Linked DNA regions of Homo sapiens: region 2 is linked to region 1. Evidence: read pairs that join two places in POLR2A ChIA-PET (ENCODE). Cell type or tissue: A673. All regions are shown on one strand. Links, peaks and the distances in the headings refer to the core of each region. The heading gives the core; the rest is flanking DNA. Region 1 overlaps NLRC4 (NLR family CARD domain containing 4). Region 2 overlaps YIPF4 (Yip1 domain family member 4).

What was found. ChIA-PET counts read pairs that join two places held together with the same protein. Peaks named below come from ENCODE experiments on the same cell type or tissue, not always from the same donor. Only the 100,000 strongest peaks of a DNase experiment are listed, where the experiment ranks them.
Region 2: POLR2A ChIA-PET joins it to region 1 with 5 read pairs; 3 of 35 experiments call an interaction of 5 or more read pairs at or near these places.

Annotation. Positions count from the first base shown.
Region 1 is chr2:32,226,024-32,242,585 of GRCh38, reverse strand. It overlaps NLRC4 (NLR family CARD domain containing 4), which reads left to right. Exons shown (of 9, transcript NM_001199138.2): 5 at 1,461-1,553; 6 at 4,284-4,454; 7 at 6,247-6,339; 8 at 7,018-7,185. Among named protein-coding and RNA genes, the nearest start is that of NLRC4, 31 kb to the left of the region's middle. In A673, for the core only: no CTCF peak of the experiment used is centred there; no DNase peak of the experiment used is centred there.
Region 2 is chr2:32,286,052-32,294,051 of GRCh38, reverse strand. YIPF4 (Yip1 domain family member 4) reads right to left here. Exons shown (of 6, transcript NM_032312.4): 2 at 3,416-3,569; 3 at 1,704-1,875. Among named protein-coding and RNA genes, the nearest start is that of YIPF4, 12 kb to the right of the region's middle. RefSeq lists an enhancer at 427-1,099. In A673, for the core only: no CTCF peak of the experiment used is centred there; a DNase peak (open chromatin) is centred at 4,691; H3K27ac peaks cover 1,614 bases.

The sequences.
Region 1 (16,562 bases), core at 6,993-14,992:
GAAAATGTGTGGCAGAATTTGCAAGTGAACATATCTGTGCCTACAGATGTCTTTTCCGGGAAATTTTAGATAACAAATTCAATTTCTTTAATAGCTATAAGGTTATTCCGGTTACCTACTCCGTATCACATGAGTGTTGGTAGTTTGTGGTTTTCAAAAAATTGGTCAATTTCATATATGTTGTCAAATTTATGTGCATAGATTTGTTTATATTATTCTCTAATTGTCCTTTTAATATCTGCAGTGTGTGTAGTGATATCCCCTTTTTTGTTTCTGATATTGGTAATTTTTGTCTTCTTTTTCTTTGTCAGTCTTGGTAGAAATTTTTAAATTTTATTGATCTTTTCAAAGATCCAACTTTTAGCTTCATTGATTTTTTTCTATTGTTTACCTGTTTATAATTTTGATTTCTGGGCTGGGCATGGTGGCTCACGCCTGTAATCCTAGCACTTTGGGAGGCTGAGGCCAAAGGATCACTTGTGCTCAGGAGTCCGAGACCAGCCTGGGCAACATAGTGAGACCTTGCCTCTGTTTTTAATTTGTATAATAAAGGCATAATAACTTTGATTTGCACCCTTATCTTTATTATTTTCTTTCTTCTTTCATTTATTTTGCTCTCTTTTCTGTAATTTCTTAAGTAGTATGCCTAGGTTGTTGATTTGAGGCCTTTCCTCATTTCTAATATAAGTATGCAATACTGTAAATGTCCCTGTAAGCACTGTGTTAGCTGCAGATTTTTTTTTCTTTTCACCCCTTTGTGAGGAGAGAGCTGCAGATTTTGAAGTTTTGTTTTTATTTTTATATTTTTCAAAATATTATCAAAGTTTCCATGAGACTTCTTCTTTAATGCATGATTATTTAAAAATGTGTTGTTTAATTTCCAAGTGTTTAGAAATTTCCCTGTTATCGGCCAGGCGCAGTGGCTCACGCCTGTAATCCCAGCACTTCGGGAGGCCGAGGCAGGCGGATCACGAGGTCAGGAGATTGAGACCATCCTGGCTAACATGGTGAAACCCCGTCTCTACTAAAAATACAAAAAAAATTAGCCGGGCGTGGTGGCAGGTGCCTGTAGTCCCAGCTACTTGGGAGGCTGAGGCAGGAGAATGGTGTGAACCCGGGAGGTGGAGCTGGCAGTGAGCTGAGATTGCGCCACTGCACTCTAGCCTGGGCGACAGAGCAAGACTCTGTCTCAAAAAAAAAAAAAAAAAAAAAAAAAGGAAATTTTTTTCCCTGTTATCTGGGAAATTGGTATCTAGTCTATTATTTGCAGAACATGCTTACAGTGAAGTATAATGCCCATCTCTTATAAAAAGTATATTTTTATGTCTATTTCATGAGCATTTTTGGCTCATGATGATCATTAAAATCTTTTGATTGGTAACAAAAATGACAGTAATAGTAAATGACATAGTAAATAGCAAATATCTGCTGAAAGAGTCCAATCTTTTTTCTTTTGACAGGTGGTCTGACTGACAGCTTGGGTAACTTGAAGAACCTTACAAAGCTCATAATGGATAACATAAAGATGAATGAAGAAGATGCTATAAAACTAGGTCAGATTTCTGTTCTCATATTTGTATCAATGTAAGTTTGATAATAAGAGGAGTTAACTTCAGGCTCTGACATTGGCTGTGTCTGCACAAGGCAAGGATGTTTTTATGTACTTGTGGCTACATTGGTTTCCCCAGACATTTTCCCTACTGCCATTAAAATCCTTCAGCATCATTTTATTCAAATTGTACAACACCAGATGGTAACCCTTTTGGGAAGAGAGCCCCTGACGTGTTTTTAACTTCCGTCTCCCTGGCTCATTGGCTATGTTTTTATTTAATGCATAGAAACAATATTTTAAAGTTTATAGTATAGTTTCATAGTTGCATAGAAACAATATTTTAAAGTTTATACTATGGTTTCATAGTTAAAAAAATTCATAAATGAAATAGGACACAGGAAACAATGTGAATCAAGAAAACTTTGGGGGAAGCATGCTTTCATTCTACACTGCAGGTTGTGTTTCCCCAATCAAAAAAATGAAAAGGAAAAGGAAACTTCAGGAACACAAGCAGAACACATGGCTTACCACAGGGAACCAGGCCCTGCAGGCCAGGGAGGATTCCTGTTAAAGCTGCTTTCCTTGAATGTCCCTGTTTTCTCGTGTGTTGGATTTTTTTTTTTTTTTTTTTTGGCTCTTTTTTTCCCTACTTGAGTCCTCACTAAAATACTCCTCTCTTCCCTTCATCTTGTTCTTTCTTATTCTGCTTCCTGCCGAAAGACAACTCTAGCCTATAAGCCAAACATGGCTGAAGCCTGGGCATGGTGGATCACACCTGTAATTCCAGCACTCTGGGAGGCCGAGGCAGATGGATCACCTGAGTTCAGGAGTTCGAGACCAGCCTGGCCAACATGGTGAAACCCTGTCTCTACTAAAAATACAAAAATTAGCTGGGCATGGTGGTATGCACCTGTAATGCCAGCTACTTGGGAGGCTGAGGAAGGATAATCACTTGAACTCAGGAGGAGGAGGTTGTAGTGAGCCGAGATTGCTCCACTGCACTCCAGCCTCGGTGACAGAGATAGACTCCATCTTGAAACAAAAACAAAAACAAAAGCAAAACATGGCTGACTTCTTTTCCTTATATGTCCTACGTGAGAATAATCAAATTAATTCAGTGTTCAATAAACATTTATTGCATGTGTATAAATTACACAGAAAATCAGAGCTGGAAGGGGATTGAGAGCATCTAATTCAACTCATTCATTTCACAGAAAACTCCACTAGAACCTAAAATAGCTTATTGACTTGCTCAAGATCTTACCAACTGGTAGAAAGAGGTCAAAAAGTACCTCTCTAGGATAGCCTGCTTCTGCTATTAAGGAATCAAAATGTGAACTTGACTAAACCAGTCTAATTATATCAGTAATAATTTACTCTTTATTAAAGAGTTACTCTGCTATAGATTAGACACTAGCCTCGGCAGTTTTATATACCTCATTCCATTGAATCCCCACAACAGTCCTAGTACATAGATATAATGATCCCTAACGCTTCAGCTAAAAGATTGAATAACTTGCCCAAGTTTATAATTATTAAGTAGGGGATCCAGGAACTGACTGCAAAGCTCATGCTCACAACCTTTAACCGGTATATACTCCCATGACAACAATGAACATTTATGGAGCACTTACTATGTGCCAGGCACCACATTAAATATGTTAACGTACATTATCTGCAACCTTCCCGAAAGCTCTGCAAGACTGATATTATTAGAATCATATATTTTATTTCTTTTCTTTTCTTTTCTTTGAGATGGGAGTCTCGCTCTGTCGCCCAGGCTGGAGTGCAGTGGTGAGATGTTGGCTCACTGCAACCTCTGCCTCCTGGGTTCAAGCGATTCTAATGCCTCAACCTCCGAAGTAGCTGAGATTACAGGTGTGCACCATCACGCCCAGCTAATTTTTGTATTTTTAGTAGAGATGGGGTTCCGCCATGTTGGACAGGCTGGTCTTGAACTCCTGACCTCAGGTGATTCGCCTATCACTGCCTCCCATAGTGCTGGGATTACAGGTGTGAGCCACCATGCCTGGTCATTAAAATCATATATTTCTTTCCCGTAGGCTACAGTACCATCAAGATAAGACAGTATTTTAATGACACAAAGTGAGGCCTAACCAATCCTAAACTGCACATTAGCTTTAGACTTAAGAACGGGGGATATTTTAGAATGTTTCCAATTATACTGTTGATATAAGGTAAATCTTTCTTCTGGTTAAACATGCTGCAGTGGATGTGGTCTTCATTCTAAAGCTTCAGGCAGGCCCCATATCATGAGTCCAGGCAAGGCTTTTGAGGCTGTAGACAGTTGCACTAGAAGCACTCCAAGGAGCCAAGTCCTCATCTACCTCCCTGAACTCAGCCCCCCCGCTGTTTAAGATTTTTGAGAAGATTGAAAGGAGAGTGCTCTAGAAGACTTCATTCATGTAAAGAATTACGGTAAGAGTATACATTGATGCCCATTAAAAAGACTACAAATTTACTACAGTGTTTCTCATGCTACTAAGAGAATAACCTCCATATAAGTGATTTTTTGTGTGGTCCAAGAGACTGGAAAGTGAGAATTGAAAGAAAAAAAGCTCTCGTTGATTCTTTGTAACTTAAAGTCGCTGCAGGAAGAACATGGCAAGGTCTCTGCACAATTATTCTTTGCTTTCTTTTCAGTTCATTAATCTATGCTTAAATCGAATTAACTTGGTATCCTAATGCATTCCTTTCTATCATTTTTCAGCTGAAGGCCTGAAAAACCTGAAGAAGATGTGTTTATTTCATTTGACCCACTTGTCTGACATTGGAGAGGGAATGGATTACATAGTCAAGTCTCTGTCAAGTGAACCCTGTGACCTTGAAGAAATTCAATTAGTCTCCTGCTGCTTGTCTGCAAATGCAGTGAAAATCCTAGGTAACTGTTGCTTCCATTAACTGAATGAGGACAGTATAACAGAACATGTGATACTATTATACTAATTCACACTAAATGTCTCAAATGGAAATTTAATTTTAAGGAAAACTGGAAAATAAAAACTTCTCGATAATAAGCAGATTGTTTTTAATGATTTTTCTCCATATTAGAATTAAATCAACTATTGATGGATAATAGGGGAGAATTTCAGAATAATTGAAGATGTAATTTTTAGAGAAAGTGAAAAGGAAGAAAATAAGAAATAGGTGCTTGAAACTTGCCACACAACCGGTCATATAATTTACTGCCTAATAAACATTTAAATGAATGGATAAATGATTGAGAAGTGAGAGATAAAGATTTTCTTAAATGATCTCAGGCTTCTAATTCCTACCCATTGCCCTGTTAAGATGAAGTTAATGTGCATGATATGATAATTGAGCCTTCTGAGTTCCCAAAGGGATGCATATCAACTACGGGGAAACTAACTGCATATTTCTGGATAAACTATACATGTGTAATTCAGACATATTTTAAAATTTAGATTTTGGAAAACAGTGGTATAATCTTTTTAAAGTTAAACTATATAACTGCTGGGAGTCTCTAAAGATAACTAAGGAAGCCATTTGTATACTAATATAAAGTTACAGCTAGAGAAACCCACAGTTGAAAAAGGCTGGATAAGTACTGGGAATATGAGAACAATGAGCACATGCCTTTATTTCTCTACTTACTGATGGGGAGAGACAGGCTTAGAACTGCAAATAGCAAACGTACTCTTTTAAAGAGAAGTTCAGCAGGTTTTTTATTGTAGAGCACAAAACCCAGAAGATACTTTAAGAAAAGGGCTCATATGATTGATTAAAAATAATAATAGCCAATATTATAACAAGAGTACATATTCATGAAAAACTTGTCTGATTTTTTTAAAAAGGAGATTTTTCTAGCCCTGACAGAAAAAACTTCAGCTAGATTAAGCAAGAGTGATAATATGTGAAGAAAAGCACTAAGCAATTCTTAGCTAGACTGGTACTATTATATAATTAATGTTTGCATGCAAAATAGTTTTCCATTACCTCAACATATTTGTGTCTTTGTCATTCAAACACGTCTTTTGTACACAGCATAAAACTGGGTCTTGCTTTAAAAAAAGTTCTGAATATCTGATTATCTCTGCCTTTTAATTGGAGTGTTTAGTCCATTAAGATTTAATGTAATTGTTGATATGGATAAATTTGAATCTGCCATTTTGCTATTTGTTTTTTTTCTCATCCATTTTTTACTATGTTTTTATTATTAATATCTCAACTATTATGTCAATAAAATCATCTAAGTTGAGGTACACAAAACCAGCTCATTTCATTTTTGTTGTTGTTGTTGTTCCTGTTTCTCCTGCATGATTAACGGCATTTTATAATTGAAGCAACTTTACATTTTATCTGGTCCAACTACCTCATTCTATAGAGGAAGACATTGAGGCTTAGAGAGACCAAGTGATTTTTCCATGATGACATAACAACTACATCCCATGCTGCTTTAGGTTCTACGTGACCTGGAATTCATTAATCAGAACCTAGGACCAATGACTATTTGCCCATTTGGTCATAACCATGGGATTTGGGGGTTACACCTACACCAGAGCCTTTGGAAATAATTAAAATAACCAAGGCAAGTTATGGTTTGCACTACCATTAGCAGAGAAGATAAAACTCAGAATTATTCTAAGGATACTTCAAAATACATTTATATTTACCTGAAAATCTTTTTATTTTGGATTACTTTTTTTCCCCAGCTCAGAATCTTCACAATTTGGTCAAACTGAGCATTCTTGATTTATCAGAAAATTACCTGGAAAAAGATGGAAATGAAGCTCTTCATGAACTGAGTAAGAATGACAATTCAGCCAAAATTAGATACTTGAATATGTATACTGGGTAGTCGAAATACATAGCCTGGGTCCTGAGGTCTTTTATACCCATGTGTGCCTTACTAGATGCACCCTCCTTAGGAAAATCATTTAGGCCTTTCTTAAACTGCCCTTAAGGAACACAGGCCCATGTCTTTTAAGTCACCAGTTTACATATGCTCACTGCACTTTGAGGCGGTATCCCACCTGCTTTCCTCCTTTGAAGAGGCAACTGTCAAGAGTAGCCGATGTGCAAGACAAATTTGCTTAAGGAATTGGTGATATGATTTTTTAGGTGTGATAGTGATATGTGATTATGGTTAAAAGAAAAAAAAGGAAAGAACTGATTCATATTGTCCATGATTTGCTTTAGAATAATACAGGAGGAATTAGGTCAGGATTAAGCAAGATTGCCCATGATTTAATGTTTTTGAAGGTGTCTTATTAGTATATATAGTTTCATTATATTCTTCTGCATAATGTTTGTATATGCTTGAATACTTTCCAAAAAAAAACCAAAAATTAAGTAGATTCTCATTACAGATTGAGTAGGCTGCAGAGCCACCAAACATAAAGATCATTCCTCCCCTAACACCCCTTTGTTCTTCCTCAGTTTTGAGACCATCCAGTCCCTGAACTGCTCTTTGTTTCTTCCAGTCGACAGGATGAACGTGCTAGAACAGCTCACCGCACTGATGCTGCCCTGGGGCTGTGACGTGCAAGGCAGCCTGAGCAGCCTGTTGAAACATTTGGAGGAGGTCCCACAACTCGTCAAGCTTGGGTTGAAAAACTGGAGACTCACAGATACAGAGATTAGAATTTTAGGTAGGTACACACATACAGAGCCAAGATAACTGGATTTGGCCCTTAAAAAATTCTTAAGTTGGCTTTGCTTATTTTGCCCCCTTATTTTATTTTGCTTCCTCTTTTTTTTAAAATATAAATATGTCTAATGAATTCATTCACGTTAGAGTAAGAAGACTTAAAACACTGGCCTTCCTTCAGATTCTATTTCCTTTACCTACAGAATTAAATGAAAAGCATTCACAGTATCCAACAAGATGTATTATATTAGTCATAGCTCTTACTAGCCTTAACTTTCTGAAATTCAGCAATGCCCCTCCCTCCAATATCAGGAAATATTTTCAAGTTACTTACTGGGTATTCAAAACATATAAAGGCGAATGTAGCTGTATCTAAATAGAGCCACAAAATATCTTTAAATAGCTGTAATATTATCCAGAAACAAATAGATCTATATAAATGACTGAAGACACCACCAACCTCAGGCAGTTGATGAAAGAAGCCTTCATACTATCTGTATTAGTTTTCAATTCCTGTATAACATATGGCCTCAAAACATAATGGCTTAAAACAATAACCATTATCTCACAGTTTCTGTGGTTCAGGAATTTAGGAGTTTAGCAGGTTAGCTCTGGCTTGACCTCTCTCATGAGAGGGGCTGCTGGAGGATCTCCTTCCAAGGTAGCTTCTCACATGGTTGGCAAGTTAACACTGGCTGTTGGCTGGAGGCCTCACTTCCTCATCATTAGACCTCTTCACAGGCTGTGAGTGTCCTCACAACATGGCAGCCCACTCATTTCTGGTCACTTCTGACATATCCCACTGGTTGCACAAGTTATTCCAATCCAGCGTATGGAAACATTAATACAAGGAGGTCAGGCTCATCAGGTTCAACTTGGAAGCTATCATACTAAAGCCAAGGACTTGTGAAAACAGCCTCGATTGCCTTCATTTCTCTTACAGATTGTCTAAAATGTGTTTAGTTTACGTAACGTACAATTTATTAAACTGTTTTTGTTCTTTGTTTTTTGTTTTTTTTTTAGACAGAGTCTTGCTCTGTCGCCCAGGCTGGAGTGCAGTTGCGCAATCTTAGCTCACTGCACACTCCACCTCCCTAGTTCATGCCATTCTCCTGCCTCAGCCTCCCGAGGAGCTGGGACCACAGGCGCCAGCCACCACGCCTAATTTTTTTTTTTGTATTTTTAGTAGAGATGGAGTTTCACCGTGTTAGCCAGAATGGTCTTGAACTCTTGACCTCGTGATCCGCCTGCCCTGGCCTCCCAAAGTGCTGGGATTAAAGGCTTGAGCCACCGCACCCGGCCCTATTTAAACTGTTTTTAAGTGTAAAAGCTTTGTGGCATTAAGTACATTCATATTATTGTGCCACTATCACAACATCCATCTCCAGAGCTTCTTCATCTTCCCATATATACACACACATATATATGTCCCCAACACTGGAGAACCTAGATATATAAAGCAAATATTGTTAGAGCTAAAGAGAGAGATAGAACCCAATACAACAATAGCTGGAGACTCGACACCCCATTTACAGCATTGGACAGATCTCCCAGACAGAGAATCAACAAAGAAACATCAGACTTAATCTGCACTATACACCAAATGGACCTATATTTATAGAGCATTTCATCCAACAGCTGCAGAATACACATTCTTCTCCTCAGCACATGGATTATTCTCAAGGATAGACCACATGTTAGGCCACAAAATAAGTCTTAAAAAATCCCCCAAAATTGAAATCTGATTCAAGTATCTTCTCTGACCATAATAGAATAGAATAAAACTAGAAACCAATAACCAGAGGAACTTTGGAAACTATACAAACATATGGAAATTAAACAACATGCTCTGGAATGACAAGTGTGCCAATGAAGAAATTCAGAAGGAAACTGAAAAATTTCTTGAAATAGGCTGGGTGTGGTAGCTGATGACTATAATCCCAGCACTTTGAGAGGCCAAGGTGGGAGGACTGCTTGAGCCCAGAAGTTTGAAACCAGCCTGGGCAATATGGTAACATGTCGTCTCTACAATTAAAAAAAAAAAAAAAAAAATATATATATATATATATATATATATATATTTAAAATTTCTTAAGACAAATGAAAATGGAAACACAACATACTGAAACCTATGGGATACAGTGAAAGCAGTATGTCCCCTCCCCTCCTTCCCTCCCTCCCTTCCTTCTTCCTTTCCCTCCCTCCCTTCCTTCCTTCCTTCCTTCCTTCCTTCCTTCCTTCCTTCCTTCCTTCCTTCCTTCCTTCCTCCCTCCCCCACCCCTCTCTTTCTCTTTGAGACAGGGTCTCCCTGTTGCCCAGGCTGGAGTGCAGGGATGTGATCACAGCTCACTAACCTTGAACTTCTGGGCTCAAGGGATCCTCCTTCCTCAACTACCCAAGTAGCTGGGACTAGAGGCCACTATGCTCCGCTAATGGACCTTCCTCTTCAACGACCTTCCCTTCCACTCTCCTTCATCCATTCATTCTATGAGCATGCAATGACTAGATTATGACAAGCCACTTAAAATTGTTCTACCTGCAAAATAATAAATGCAGATATCCCATTCTCAAACCACAACCTCCTGTATTTCTATCTACTCCTAATCACCAGTTCTTTTACTTCACTGGGACTTCCAGTCCGTCGATCCCGCTACCTTCTACCTATTTTTCAGGCCCTTTCTATTTTGACTTGCCTTCCTACCTAGTTTCAACTCCATCTTCCATCCCTGCAAACATTCTTGTCTTTAATAGCTGAAATTCTCATGGCCCACAGTAGCATGAGTCAATTCAGGCAATGACTTTGAGTGATGGATGTGTGTGATAGATGCAATGGTGAAATGAAGAGTGTAATGAGAGATGGAGTCTCTAATTAAAGAAAGACTACCTAATGAGATGCAGGCAGAACATGAGATGTGGAATGAGAGGTATGAAATGAAATATAGTAGATGGGGTGTACTTTCCTGACAAAACCCCAGGCCTGGATTGTCCTTAAATTTCCCTTTTTAAAATTTTGTAACTACACTTAGGATACTGGGGAAAAACTGCAAAATTTGGGAGATAAATACAAGTTCATACTGACAAATTTCAACGAAAATATTTAGAAGTGAATGGTAAGAAAACGCTGTATATCAAAACTTGTAGCATGCAGCAAAAGGCAGCAAAAAAGAGTAACTTTACAGTGGAGAAAGCTGTTGACACTACCTTGGTCAGGTGAACAAGGTCAACATTAACAGTGGTGATTCATGTTGATAGTATGTACCTAGATATGACATGACGAAAATAGTACTTTACCTCTATGATATTCCTCCCCAAAGATCCATATCCCCCATCTAATGATGAGAAAAACATCAAACAATCCTAACTGAGGGACTTCTACACAAAACTGACCAGTATTCCTTGAAACTGTCAAGGAAATAAAAAACAAGGTGATTGTGAGAAATCGTCATAAGCATGAGGAACCTAAAGAGACATGACAATGAAATGTAATGTCCTATCCTGGATGAGTTCCTGCAACAGAAAAAAAGACATTTGGTCAAAACTAAGGCTGGGTGTGGTGGCTCACGCCTGTAATCCCAGCACTCTGGGAGGCCGAAGTGGGCAGATTGCTTGAGCCCAGGAGTCCGAGCCCAGTCTGAGCAACATGGCAAAACTCAATCTCCAAAAAATTAGCTGGGTGTGGCAGCGTACGCCTGTAGTCCCAGCTACCTGGGAGGCTGAGGTGGGAGGATGGCTTGAGCTCAGGAAGTTGAGGCTGCAGTGAGCTGTGATCATGCCACTGCATTGCAGCTTGGGTGACAGAGTGACACCCAGTCCCCCACCCCCCCCCCACAAAAAAAAATAGAAAAAGAAAGAAAGTGAAAATACAACCTACAGAATGTGAAAAAAAAATTGCAGATCACATTATCTAATAAAGGACTTCCATCTTGAATATATAAAAAAACTCTTATGGCCGGGCGTGGTGGCTGACACCTGTAATCCCAGCACTTTGGGAGGTTGAGGCAGGTGGATCACAAGGTCAGGAGTTCGAGACCAGCCTGGCCAATATGGTGAAATCCCATCTCTACTAAAAATACAAAAAAATTAGCCGGGCGTGGTGGCACATACCTGTAATCCCAGCTACTCTGGAGGCTGAGGCAGAAGAATTGCTTGAATCCTGGAGGCAGAGGTTGCAGTGAGCCGAGATTGCGCCACTGCACTCCAGCCTGGGTGACAGAGTGAGACTCCATGTCAAAAAACAAAACAAAAAAACTCTTACAACTCACTGATAAAAAATGCAAATAACCCAATTTGTAAAATGGGCAAGAATCTGAACAGACATTTCACCAAGGAAGATATGTAAATCGCAAAATAAATAGCAGAAAACATAATCAATATCATTAGCCATCAGGGTAATAATGTAAACCAAAACTACAATGAGATACCACCTGAGACCCACTAGGGATGGTTATTATTTTTTATTAAAAGACATACAATAACAAGTGTTGTTGGCAAGGATACGGAGAAATTCATATGCTGGTAGTTAGAATGTAAAATGATGCAGCTGCTGAGGAAAACATTCTGGCAAGTTGTTCAAAATGTTAAACATAGAGTTGTCATATGACCCAGCAACTCTCTTCCTAGGTACTCAAGATAAATGAAAACCAATATCCACATAAAAACTTGTATATTAATGTTTATAATAGCATGTTTAGTAGCTCAAAAGTGGAAACAACTCAAATGTCCATCAAATAATGAATGGATTAAAAAATGTAGTATGAAAAAAATTAGCTGTGTGTGGTGGCACATGCCTGTAATCCCAGCTACTTGGGAGGCTGAGGCAGGAGACTCTCTTGAACCGAGAAGGTGGAGGCTGCAGTGAGCCAAGATCGCGCCACTGAACTCCAGCCTGGGTGGGAGAGTGAGACTCTACCTCAAAAAAAAAAAAAAAAAATAGCGGGGGCTGGGCCCAGTGGCTCACGTTTGTAATCCCAGCAGTTTGAGAGGCCAAGGCGGGTGGGTCACCTGAGGTCAGGATGGCACCACTGCACTCCGGCCTGGGAGACAAAACAAACAAACAAACAAAAAACAGTGAATAAACACAATCTCTCTTAATATTTCCTGGCAATCTTACTGTGTTTCTGTATTCAACACTGTATGTAAACTATTTCACACTTTTTTCTTCTCAATCAGTACTCAGCGTCTCCTATTTCACAGAGGATGTGACTGTTATTTTTTTCTCTCCTTCTCCTTAGAGCTTATAGGTTTCTCTTCTCCTACCTAAGGGCAGTCTCTTTAGCAGTGCTTGAGATGCCAGCCTCACCCTCACTCCAGTTCAGGGACATCATTTTATTGACTGTGCCTCTTGTTACTGACTCCCTCCTGTCAGTTTTTAAAGTTGCTCAAATCTCTTCCATTTTAAATAAAACTCTCCCTGAGTCCTATCTTCCTCCTTTGGTTATCATTCTATCTCTCCTCTCCTTCAAGGTAAAAGCTCTAAAACAAATTTTATGTACCCTTATGACATCTCCATTTCCTGACCATCTGCTACTTTCTACTCATTGCATCTGACTCTCCACACCCCTCCATGTGGCTGAATTTCAATAGACACTTTCAGAAGTGTTTAATTTATTTGATTCCTCCGCAGGAGTTGACACTGAGCATTCCCTTCTTTTCAAAACATTCTCTTGACCTCCATGCCACCTTGGCTACTTCTCAGTCTTCTTTTCAATGGTGATTCCTCTACCCAGATATTAAATGTTTCTAGTTTTCCTTAAAGCTTGGTCTAGACTATCTGCTGTTCTTCCTCAGAGATTGCATTTGATCTCCAAGCTTTGCCATGTTTTGCTTGACTCCCAAAATTTTGTTTCTTACCCATCAGCAATCTGAGACTACAACATAAAAATCATTGCTAGCTCAGGTATCTATTTCACCTGTTTTTTTGTTTGTTTTGTTCCAGGCTGCAGTGCAGTGGTGCGATCTTGGCTCACTGCAACCTCCGCTTCCTGGGATTCTCTGTTCTCTATTCGCTTCTCTGAATCTCAAGTGATTCTCCTGCCTCAGCCTCCCCAGTAGCTGGGATTACCGGTCCATGCCGCCACTATAAGTATGTGCCATTATAAGTGTGTGCACTATGCCCAGCTAATTTTTGTATTTTTAGTAGAGACGAGGTTTCATCATGTTGGCCAGGCTGGTCTCAAACTCCCGACCTCAAGTGATCTGCCTGCTTCAGCCTCCCAAAGTGCTGGGCTTACAGGCATGAGCCACCATGCCTGACCAATTTCACCTGCTCTAACAAAACCCTTTGTTAAATGGTATCTTTCAACTTGGATGTTTGAAGCTGAACTCTGCTATCCAGCCTGTTCTCAAAGAGAGCTCATGCCTGTAATCCCAGCACTTCGTGAGGCCAAGGTGGGTGTATCACTTGAGGTCAGGAGTTCAAAACCAGCCTGGCCAACATGGTGAAACCCTGTCTCTACTAAAAATACAAAAATTAGCTGGGCGTAGTGCACATACTTATAATCCCAGCTATACGGGAAGCTGAGTTGGCAGGATCACTTACTTGAGCCAGTGGGGCAGATTGCAGTGAGCTGAGATTGCACCACTGCACTCCTGGGCAACAGAGCCAGAACCTGTCTCAAAAAAAGAAAAAAAAAAAGCCATCGCAGACCCTATTCATGTTCTAGAAGCTCTGTGTTAAATCCTGGGCCCAATCATTCTGCTGTATAGATCCCGCTATCATATTTTATTTTCCAAAAGCTCTTTCTTAGCATCTTATTGTTGCTGAGTAGATGCAGTCTACTGAAAAACTTAGGATCTCTGAAAAACTTAGGTCTTTGGAGTTTGATTTTTCTTGTTTTCTACAGTGCCTGATTTCTTTGGGAGTTGTTTTGGCTTTTAGTCTCAGTCTTCCTTGTGGGAGGCTGTTGTCAAATGTCTGATAATCCTGCACTGTCCTCTTCACATTTTAGAGGGAGACACAAGTTGATAGGGAGTTCTGTGTGTCTAAGGGAGGCGGTGAATTTTTGACAGGCTAACTCCACTAGGGGGTGATTGGGCAAGCAAAATGGCCCCTTCTTTGTAGGGCCTTTTCCCGGGGGGCAGTTCCATTTCTCCTAAGAATCCTCCAGTCTTCCTCCTGGAGCATATAAGCCCAATTGCAAGTGTTCTGGGAACAAAGTGGAGTGGGAAAGCCTATTGCTTTTGTGTGCTCCCAGGGTACCCTGACCTACCATAGCACCCACCACCCATCTAATTACTTTATAATGCATGTCTTCACACTATTTTGTAAGCCCATTTAGACAGGGACCATGTCTGTCGTTTACACATATCCCCAGCACCCAGCATAATCCGCAGCACATAGTAGCACTAAAGATGTTGCTGAATGAATAAACAGTGAGAACTCTGGTACTCGTTCAGGTGAACTACAGGACAACACAAATGAAGAGTTGTGTTTGGGATACAGGAACCCCCAAGAATCAGAACCCTTCTACCCAGGGCATCTGAGATTTTTCCTGGAATTCCAATCAAGCCATTTGCACTCTCCACAGCCCACATACAGCCTATGGCTCTAAATGTCATGGATTCTGTTTCTCTTGGATCTAGTCTGCTCCTCATAACATAAGCACTGCAGATTAAATGAACAAAAGGCATGCCCTTGGCTTATGACAAATGTTGTTTGTTCTTGGTTCCTGCACTAGCACACATTCCAATAATTATCTAAGAAACTCTCTTAAATTGATGATAAGATCCTTATACCTTAGTAGATAACCACTATAAATTGCTCACCCTGTGAGGGTGGAATGGGCTTTAAATTCTTCTTAAATTCCTTTTAGGTGGTGAAAATATGTTCTGCTAGCTGAGAAGGAGAAAAAAAGTTGATCTTTGGGGAAAGAGCCTTAAATAGACACACAACTGGCAACCAGCATTTGGACTGAGTGCATGCCATGCTGGGAAGCATATGGAGAAGGGGCAAAGGCAGAAAGGACATGAACATGAGATGGAAGAGAGAGCAGGGAGAAAGCCATCCTCCAAGGAACAGAGGAGGTGGAAGGCAGGGGAAAGTAAGGACCTAGGTACTATTTGGGCTGGGCATAGGCTACGCTGTGATAACAGAGACCCAACTATACCATGGCTTACAGAAGGCAGAACTTGATTCTCTATCATGTAACAGTCCAGAAATGAGCAGTCCAGGCAGGTGGGGTGGTTTTCCTCTGTGCAGTCTTTCAGGCCCAGACCCCTACTTTTTTTTTTTACTCCTCTATTCCTTAAGAGTGTTATTTTTGACTTTATGGCCATAGCTAGGTCACTGCCCTGTGATCATTTCAACCTAGTAGAAGAGGGGAAAAGCGGAAAAGTGACATGGAAGTTGCACACATCACTTCTGCCTATACTTCCTTGGCAAAAATTTAGCCACACCTAATAGCAAGGGAGGTTGGGATATGAGTGGCCATATGCCGAAATAAAACTCTATTAACTATGGAATAAGGAGAGACAGTTTTGGGAACAACTAGCAGTCTGTCTCACTTTTCTTCTCTTTTTTTTTTTGAAATGGAGTTTCACTCGTTACCCAGGCTGGAGTGCAATGGTGTGATCTCTGCTCACCGCAACCTCTGCCTCCTGGGTTCAAGTGATCCTCCTGCCTCAGCCTCCCGAATAGCTGGGATTACAGGCATGCACCACCACGCCTGGCTAATTCTGTATTTTTACTAGAGACGGGGTTTCTCCATGTTGGTCAGGCTGGTCTCAAACTCCTGACCTCAGGTGATCTGCCCGCCTTGGCCTCCCAAAGTGCTGGGATTATAGGCATGAGCCACCGCACCCGGCCTCTGTCTCACTTTTCAAATTAATAAAAGTGGCAAAGAAGGCCCAAAGATGGTGTCAGTGACACTGACCATGGGTAAGAGACATGAAGGCAGAACCCTGTGAATCATCTCCTTACCTGGCTTTGCCCACTTTAGCCGCTAGCATCTTGACCACGGTCAGGCAGGGCCAATCACTTTAGGTGTCTGTAAAGAAGAACCTGAAGACCTTTCGAAACTCAAGACCTTATGATGGTGATAAAAGCATTGGCTGACATTGACTAAGGACACACTCTAGAATGTACTTAGTTGCACTGAACAAACTACACAAGGCCATGCAGTGACATCAGACACCAAATTCACAGATCTCCTCTCACTACGGAGCTGGTAAACACCTTTACTGAAAGTGGGTAAGGGTATAGTTTCAGTGCATAACTAGGTTGACCTCACCCACGTAAGCTGGTCGGACAAGACTGTCCATTTCTGTCATTAAGCCCTCATTACTGGTAGCAGATACCTTTTAGTCTTTGCTTGCTAACCTTAAGGTTGTACAGCACCGAATCTTTCCTTCTTTAACTTGAACTCTTTAGTGGTCTTCTCA
Region 2 (8,000 bases), core at 1-8,000, 58 kb before region 1:
AAGTGAGGAGCCCCTCTGCCCGGCCAGCCGCCCTGTCCGGGAGGGAGGTGGGGGGATCAGCCCCCTGCCCAGCCAGCCGCCCCGTCCGGGAGGGAGGTTGGGGGGGTCAGCCCCCCGCCCGGCCAGCCGCCCCGTCCGGGAGGGAGGTGGGGGGGGTCAGCCCCCCGCCCGGCCAGCCGCCCCGTCCGGGAGGGAGGTGGGGGGGTCAGCCCCCCGCCTGGCCAGCCGCCCCGTCCGGGAGGTGAGGGGCGCCTCTGCCCAGCCGCCCCTACTGGGAAGTGAGGAGCCCCTCTGCCCGGCCAGCCGCCCCGTCCGGGAGGTTGGGGGGTCAGCCCCCCGCCCGGCCAGCCGCCCCTTCCGGGAGGTGAGGGGTGCCTCTGCCCGGCCTCCCCTACTGGGAAGTGAGGAGCCCCTCTGCCTGGCCACCACCCCGTCTGGGAGGTGTACCCAACAGCTCATTGAGAACGGGCCACGATGACAATGGCGGTTTTGTGGAACAGAAAGGGGGGAAAGGTGGGGAAAAGATTGAGAAATCGGATGGTTGCCGTGTCTGTGTGGAAAGAAGTAGACATGGGAGACACTTCATTTTGTTCTGTACTAAGAAAAATTCTTCTGCCTTGGGATCCTGTTGATCTGGGACCTTACCCCCAAACCTGTGCTCTCTGAAACATGTGCTGTGTCCACTCAGGGTTAAATGGGTTAAGGGCGGTGCAAGATGTGCTTTGTTAAACAGATGCTTGAAGGCAGCATGCTCGTTAAGAGTCATCACCACTCCCTAATCTCAAGTACCCAGGGACACAAACACTGCAGAAGGCCGCAGGGTCCTCTGCCTAGGAAAACCAGAGACCTTTGTTCACTTGTTTCTTTGTTCACTTGTTTATCTGCTGACCTTCCCTCCACTATTGTCCTATGACCCTGCCAAATCCCCCTCTGCGAGAAACACCCAAGAATGATCAATAAAAATAAATAAATAAATAAATAAAAATAAAAAAATAAAAATAAAAATAAAAATAATCAAAAAAAAGGTAAGAAATATGAATATGAGTATTACATTTCAAACTGTTCATCTCTTGGGAAAATCAGAAGGTGCACCTTCTAGTGACTTCTGGTCAGCTGGAAGTGGTTCTATTCATTTACCCCAGTGTGCCATACAAATACTAATATTTTCTTTTTTTTTTTTTTTTTTTTTGAGATGGAGTCTCACTCTGTCGCCAGGCTGGAGTGCAGTGGCGTGATCTTGGCTCACTGCAACCTCGGCCTCCCGGGTTCAAGTGATTCTCCTGCCTCAGCTTCCCGAGTAGCTGGGATTACAGGCGTGCACCACCACACCCAGATACTTTTTTTGTAGTTTTAGTAGAGACAGGGCTTCCACCATGTTGGCCAGGATGGTCTCAATCTCCTGACCCCGTGATCCACCCACCTCGGCCTCCCAAAGTGCTGGGATTACAGGCGTGAGCCACCACACCCGCCCACAAATACTAATACTTTCTATGTGAATCATGATGTGGAAAAGTTTGAAAGCATTAATCTAAGGTACTCCTCACTTATTTAATTATGGAACGGTTTTAGGGATGAACAAGTGAGAAATAATGGGTAAAGCATTTCTCAAACATAATATGGTATATTACAGTTAATATCTTATTATATTTAATTTTTGAAACTCTCAAAATATTTAGAATTTGTATAAAATAAGATATACTTACCCTAAACTGTCCATATAATGATATCATGGAAAAGAAAAGAACAACAGCCAGAGGACCCCAAAAGTCAGGATTGTCTCTCACCACTTGTCTATTAAAACCAAGTGATGGCATTGGCATCAAAACACATCGGATTTTGTAGTAAATATCCTTTAGATCAATGTCCAATTCTTCCCTATAATTTTAAAATAAAAATTCTCAAAAGGCACACATTTCTGAATACTAAAACAATTCCAAAAAAAAATTAAGAAAACTTTAAATAAGACAGTTATAATCTCCATAGGTCAACAAAACATTTGCATTTGAAGTGCCACATTTCACTAATTCCAAGCTGTACATTTTTAACATTCCAATATCTCTAAATGTGGGACATATCTCTATCACTGGAGTCTTACAATCGTCAGCCTGGAGTGACGCCAAGTGTTTCTAATATTTACCTTTCCTTTTGCCAGTCTCCTGGAAGCCCTATCAATTTAAGAAAACTTTAAGTAAAATTTTCTGCTTGTGACTTTTTGGGCCTAATTCAGATTGCAAACCCATATGAGAACCAGTGTAGGTTTTATATTCTCTGGGGAAATTCTTTCTTTCAACATCTTATCCACTGTCAAACTGAAGCAAACTTCCTTGCTGTCTTTGTGTTGTGGGTTATTTCTCATTCATCCTTACACTAATAAGGAGATAGCCCTTTGATGTCCCAGCTTTATGCCGTCTTACGCACTTTTCTGTTTAATTAATATGTAAAATAACTTCATCTTATAATCAATAGTGTCTTAGATTTGATGGTATACGGTTTGTTTCTTTGTTTTTGAGACAAGAGTCTTGCTTTTTCACCCAGGCTGGAGTGCGGTGGGGCAATTTCGGCTCACTGCAACCTCCGTCTCCTGGGTTCAAGCGATTCTCATGCCTCAGCCACCCGAGCAGCTGGGACTACAGGCCCCTGACACCACGCCCGGCTAATTTTTTCTTTTTTTGTATTTTTAGTAGAGATGGGGTTTCGCCATGTTGGCCAGGCTCATCTTGAACTTCTAATCTCAAGTGATTCGCCCACCTCGGCCTCCCAAAGTGCCGGGATTACTGGCGTGGGCCACTATGCCTGGCCGATATATGGTGTATTAACATGAAGAAACACAGGATGTTTCAGCACTTACTCTACTGATAATTAATACAAAGAAGAATCTGGAAATGCCTCAATTTTACAAAGCTATAGGTTCTTCTTTTCAAAATTATTTATTTCTTTACTTTTTTCTCCAGATAACCACAAAATTTCAAGTACTATAAAGAAAGTGAAAGCCTCTTTATATGTAGCTCTCCTCCCAGTGGCAGCTCTAGAATTTCTATGTTGAAGAGATTTTGGAGTGGTAATCTTCTTGGAAATCTTAATTTGTCCGAACCTTAATTTCAACAGCTAGTACCTAAGAGCCCTGCTTTTTTAAATTGCATGATTACTTCAGATAGCTGACAGACCCAGGTAAGCTGGAGTAGACACACATGTGTGTGAGATACAGGATTACCATTCTTTTAATTTTTGTCTTTTAATTGGTTAAAAAATATTCTCTCATTATTATTTCAGTTTTTTAAATTACTAGTAAAATTGACAATCACTATAGCTTTTGACCAAAAAAGGTTAATGCTTTCTCTCTAAATAACAAGAAGAATATAATCATCCCACAGACTAGCTCAAAAAACAAAAAATATATATTATTATTTTTACATACAAGAGTGGCTTGTTATCTTCAGGATCATCATCTTCAACTTCCAGAAGCCAGCCATAACCTCTTTGTCTCAGAAATGTAGTAGCTGTAGATTCTTTGATAAAATCTCCACCAAGATTTAATTTGACATCTGGGGATGCTATTGAACCACTGAGATCTTAGGAGAAAAGAGGATAAAACTATATAAACTAAGGCACAACATGTGAATCTTAACCAAAGTGAGCAGATATTCAACTAAAATAATTATCATTTGAAGATCTCTAAGAACATCTGCTATTGCATATAATCTTCAAATTTTATAGTTGACAGACATCTAAAAACCATCATTTATTTTATAAGAATAAAATGAAAGATGAAAGAAGTGAAAAAACGTACAAAAGGTTTCACAGCTAATTAGCCAGACTGGTACCAGAATCTAGACTTAACAACAGTAATTCCTTAAAATTTCCATGGAAAATATATGCAAAATACATTACATGACATCATTTTGGATTCCTTCATTCTTACACATATCATGTGCCTCAGAACAAAGTAACTGAATAAATTCTTTTCAGAGGCATTACATATGTATATATACAAACTATTAGACAATTTATTTACTAAAGGAAATTCGTAGATAATTTTTCTCTACCTTTTCATGTATTTATTTATTCATATATTCTTTCATTTAAATCATCACATATCTATGCTAAGTGTTTCATATATTAATGCTTAATTCTTGATAAGTCTGATGAGTAAGAGTCCCCTGTTATTTCAGCCAAAACTTCCCTTTTCTTCACATAATTACATCATTCATCTTCAGTTTTGGCAAAAATAAATAAAGGCTATGTTTTCTTTTTGTTTTTATTTTTTAGGTCGGCTCTAACAAGAGGTGAAGAGATTCAGTTATCCACATTAAAAAATAAATTCCATGTAGAGTCTGCACAGTATCTCAGGGGTTACAGATAATCATGGTAGTACTAATGCCATCTTTGCTAGTTAAAAAATGGAAATAGTTAAGGATTTGCCTGAGGTCACATAGGGATTAAAAAGAAAAAGCACATTTGTAGGACCAGATAATATACATTAATAAACAACCATCAATACTGTCAGTGCAAGTCACATGATTATAGTATTATTTCAGAAAAATACTTTTGGAAACACCAAACCAGAACACTCTAACACAGATAGATACCTCTCTGGAGATCATGTCCAACCAATACCAAAGTTAGCTTCCTTAAAAAACAAAAAACCATTTTTCATATACAGTACAAAGAGCTTAATTTGCACAATACTCTATGAGTCACATCCTGGTCGGCTTATGACAACTCCTGCAATTAAGTTTGACAAATGTTTACATTCTGAAGCTAAGTCCCAGCTTAGCTACTAACTGATACAGCAAATCATTCATGTTTTCCGGGCCCTAGTTTCCTATTCAAAGTTCTTTCCAGGTTAAACATTATATAATTCTAAAAAGTTTTTATAAAGGCGCTCACTCAGAGATAAAATATAACCAGATTTGAATTCACCACTTAAAGTTCAAAAATAATCCCTGTACATGTTATCATATAATTGCATAGTGAAAATACTCTCTTATAAGTGCTTGCTACTTCTTTGTCTAAGTTGAAATGAGAGAGGTGGAATTTAAAAGTCTATTTCTAATAGATACAAAGAGTGTTATTTCTTCTTTTTTTTGTATCAGAGCCTCACTCTGTTGTCAGGCTGGAGTGCAGTGGTGTCATCTCGGCTCACCGCAACCTCTGTCTCCTAGGTTCAAGCCATTCTCCTGCCCCAGCCTCCTGAGTTGGGATTACAGGTGCACACAACCATGCCCGGCTAATTTTTATTTATTTATTTATTTATTGCTCTGTCTCCCAGGCTGGAGTGCAGTGGGGCAATCTCGGCTCACTGCAACCTCCACCTCCTGGGTTCAAGTAATTCTCCTGCCTCGGCCTCCTGAGTAGCTGAGATTACTGGCGTGTACCAGCATGCCTGGCTAATTTTTGTATTTTTAGTAGAGATGGGGTTTTGCCATGTTGGCCAGGCTGGTCTCGAACTCCTGACCTCAGATAATCTGCCCACCCTGGCCTTCCCCAAGTGCTGGGATTACAGGTGTGAGCCACCGCGCCAGGCCAAGAGTGTTTTTTCTTAACAAGAAGAAGATTTACATCCAGAAATCATTAGTACAGCAGTGACATTAGAGGTTTTGCAGTTATGAGGCTGGAAAGGACCTTAACAACTGTTTCCTGGTTTCTAGAAAGGACTGTACTTAAAGTCCTTAATCTAAACCAAAAAAGGATATATAAATTATAGTGCTAAGGAATGTTGTGCTCAAGAACTGTACATGTTTAGCAGTTTGTCATAGCGCAGATGCAAGAACCTCAAAAAGGCATCTTCAGCTTACAAATTTTCTAGTACTTTCTGTTCCATGTAAAGTAGAAAAAATATCAAGGACATATGTAGGAATGCCAACAATAGCAGTTTGACACCTCCCCCAGGACCCCCAAGACATAACTGTCAGTGAGAAAGAACAGGAAAGTCCAAAAAATTAGTAGTAGTTTAACATGTTATCAAGTTAACAAGTGGAGAATGATGTCAGAGAGCAAGAAAAACAATTAAAAATTACTCCAGGAGCATGGCTGATTTAATTTAAACCAGAGTAAGAACAAGCTAGCTTGGTTGTCAGCTCTTGGATAGACGTCCAGATAGTAAAACATGAATTTTAGGTTAATTCTTCCTTACTATACTATATATAAAATATTCTTGTCATTTCCTAAGTAAAAACAATGTAAAGGATAATAAATATAAAAGTGGATTTAAAAAGATACAATCTTTTAAAAAATCTATTGTAAAAGGAAATTTTAAAAATGTTTCTACAGCTGTTTTGGCTCAGAGTGAAGAGTATCAGTAAATTTCAAGTCTTACTGAAAGCCACCTTTGGAAAACCCACACAACAAAATTTAACAGGAATTTTTCTTCCCTTTCAACTCAAATGTATGACTGGGTATGGGGTCCTTTCTCTGAATCTTCTGCTCAGCCTGAGAATGTGAAAAATTCTCACAGTGCAGTGTGATAGTACACTGAAGATGAAATTTACTACTGATCTGCCCCTAGACAAGTTCCCGATTTCTGTGAAAGAAGAGTATCCTGCAATAAACAATGAACATTTTGTGGCACTTGACACATTCTTATATACGTAAAGAAGCTTTTCCTTATTTAATAAGCAACAAGAGCAAGGACAAAAATCATCTCGTTTCATCTCATCTCAGACTTGAAAATGAAGTCTATGTGTGCTTCAGTATGACCCAGAGTTGTGTATATGTGCCACAGAAACAAAAACAAGCATATGTTTTTGCACTAAAAGATATTAATAAATTTCATTATTTCATTTGAGTTATAAGGATACCATTTTATTTATTTTAGAGACAGACTCTCTTGTCCAGGCTGGAGTGCAGTGCCATGATCACAACTCACTGCAATCTCCACCTCCCAGGTTCAAGCGATTCAACTACCTCAGCCTCTCGAGTAGCTGGGATTACAGGCATGCACCACCATGCCCAGCTAAGTTTTGTATTTTTAGTAGAGATGGGGTTTCAACATGTTGGCCAGTCTGGTCCTGAACTCCTGGCCTCATGTAATACACCTGCCTTGGCCTCCCAAAGTGCTGGGATTAAAGACACGAGCCACTGTGCCTGGCCTAAGGATACCATTTTAATGTATACATAGGCCTATGAAAGAGATCAAGAAACTAATGCATGTGCATAATCTTGTAACTGCTAGACCTATACTGGAGCTTGATCACGTTACTCTGTAAGAAAATGTTTTTTTCAGCAGGGTGGGGTGGCTCAGGTCTGTAATCCCAGTCGAGGTGGGCAGATCACGAGGTCAAGAGATCGAGACAATCCTGGCCAACGTGGTAAAACCCTGTCTCTACTAAAAATGCAAAAATTAGCTGGGTGTGGTGGCGTGCGCCTGTAGTCCCAGCTACTCGGGAGGCTGAGGCAGGAGAATCACTTGAGCCCGGGAGGTGGAGGTTGCACTGAGCTGAGATCGCGCCACTGCACTCCAGCCTGCCAACAGAGCGCAACTCCATCTCAAAAAAAAAAATGTTTTTTTCAAAGTCTTGTATAAATTTTTGTCTTAGGTTATATTTTTAATCATGTTGTTCTGGTTTATGGTTTTAGTAGTTTTTCTATCAAATATTATAGGTAAATTTTCATACTGTAAATAATTAAATTCTGTAATTTATCTGATAAACAAAAAGATGAAATTTCTTTTGTCTTATGTCTTTAAATTTTTATTTTGAAAAATTATAGATTCATAGAAAGTTACAAAAATGGAAAAGAGAGGTCTTATGTACCCTTTACCCAGTTTTTCCCAATAGTACAAACTCACATAACTATCAAATTCAGGACACTGACACTGGTACAATCCACAGACCTTATTCAGATTTCACCAGTTTGACATGCACTCATTTGTGTGTGTGTATATGTGTTTATAGTTCTATGCAATTTAATCACATTTGTAGATTTGTGTAATGCCTTATGAGTTTTAAAACTCATGCAAATAAGTAGATTAATTAATGAAAAAAGTAAACCTTGTTTAACTC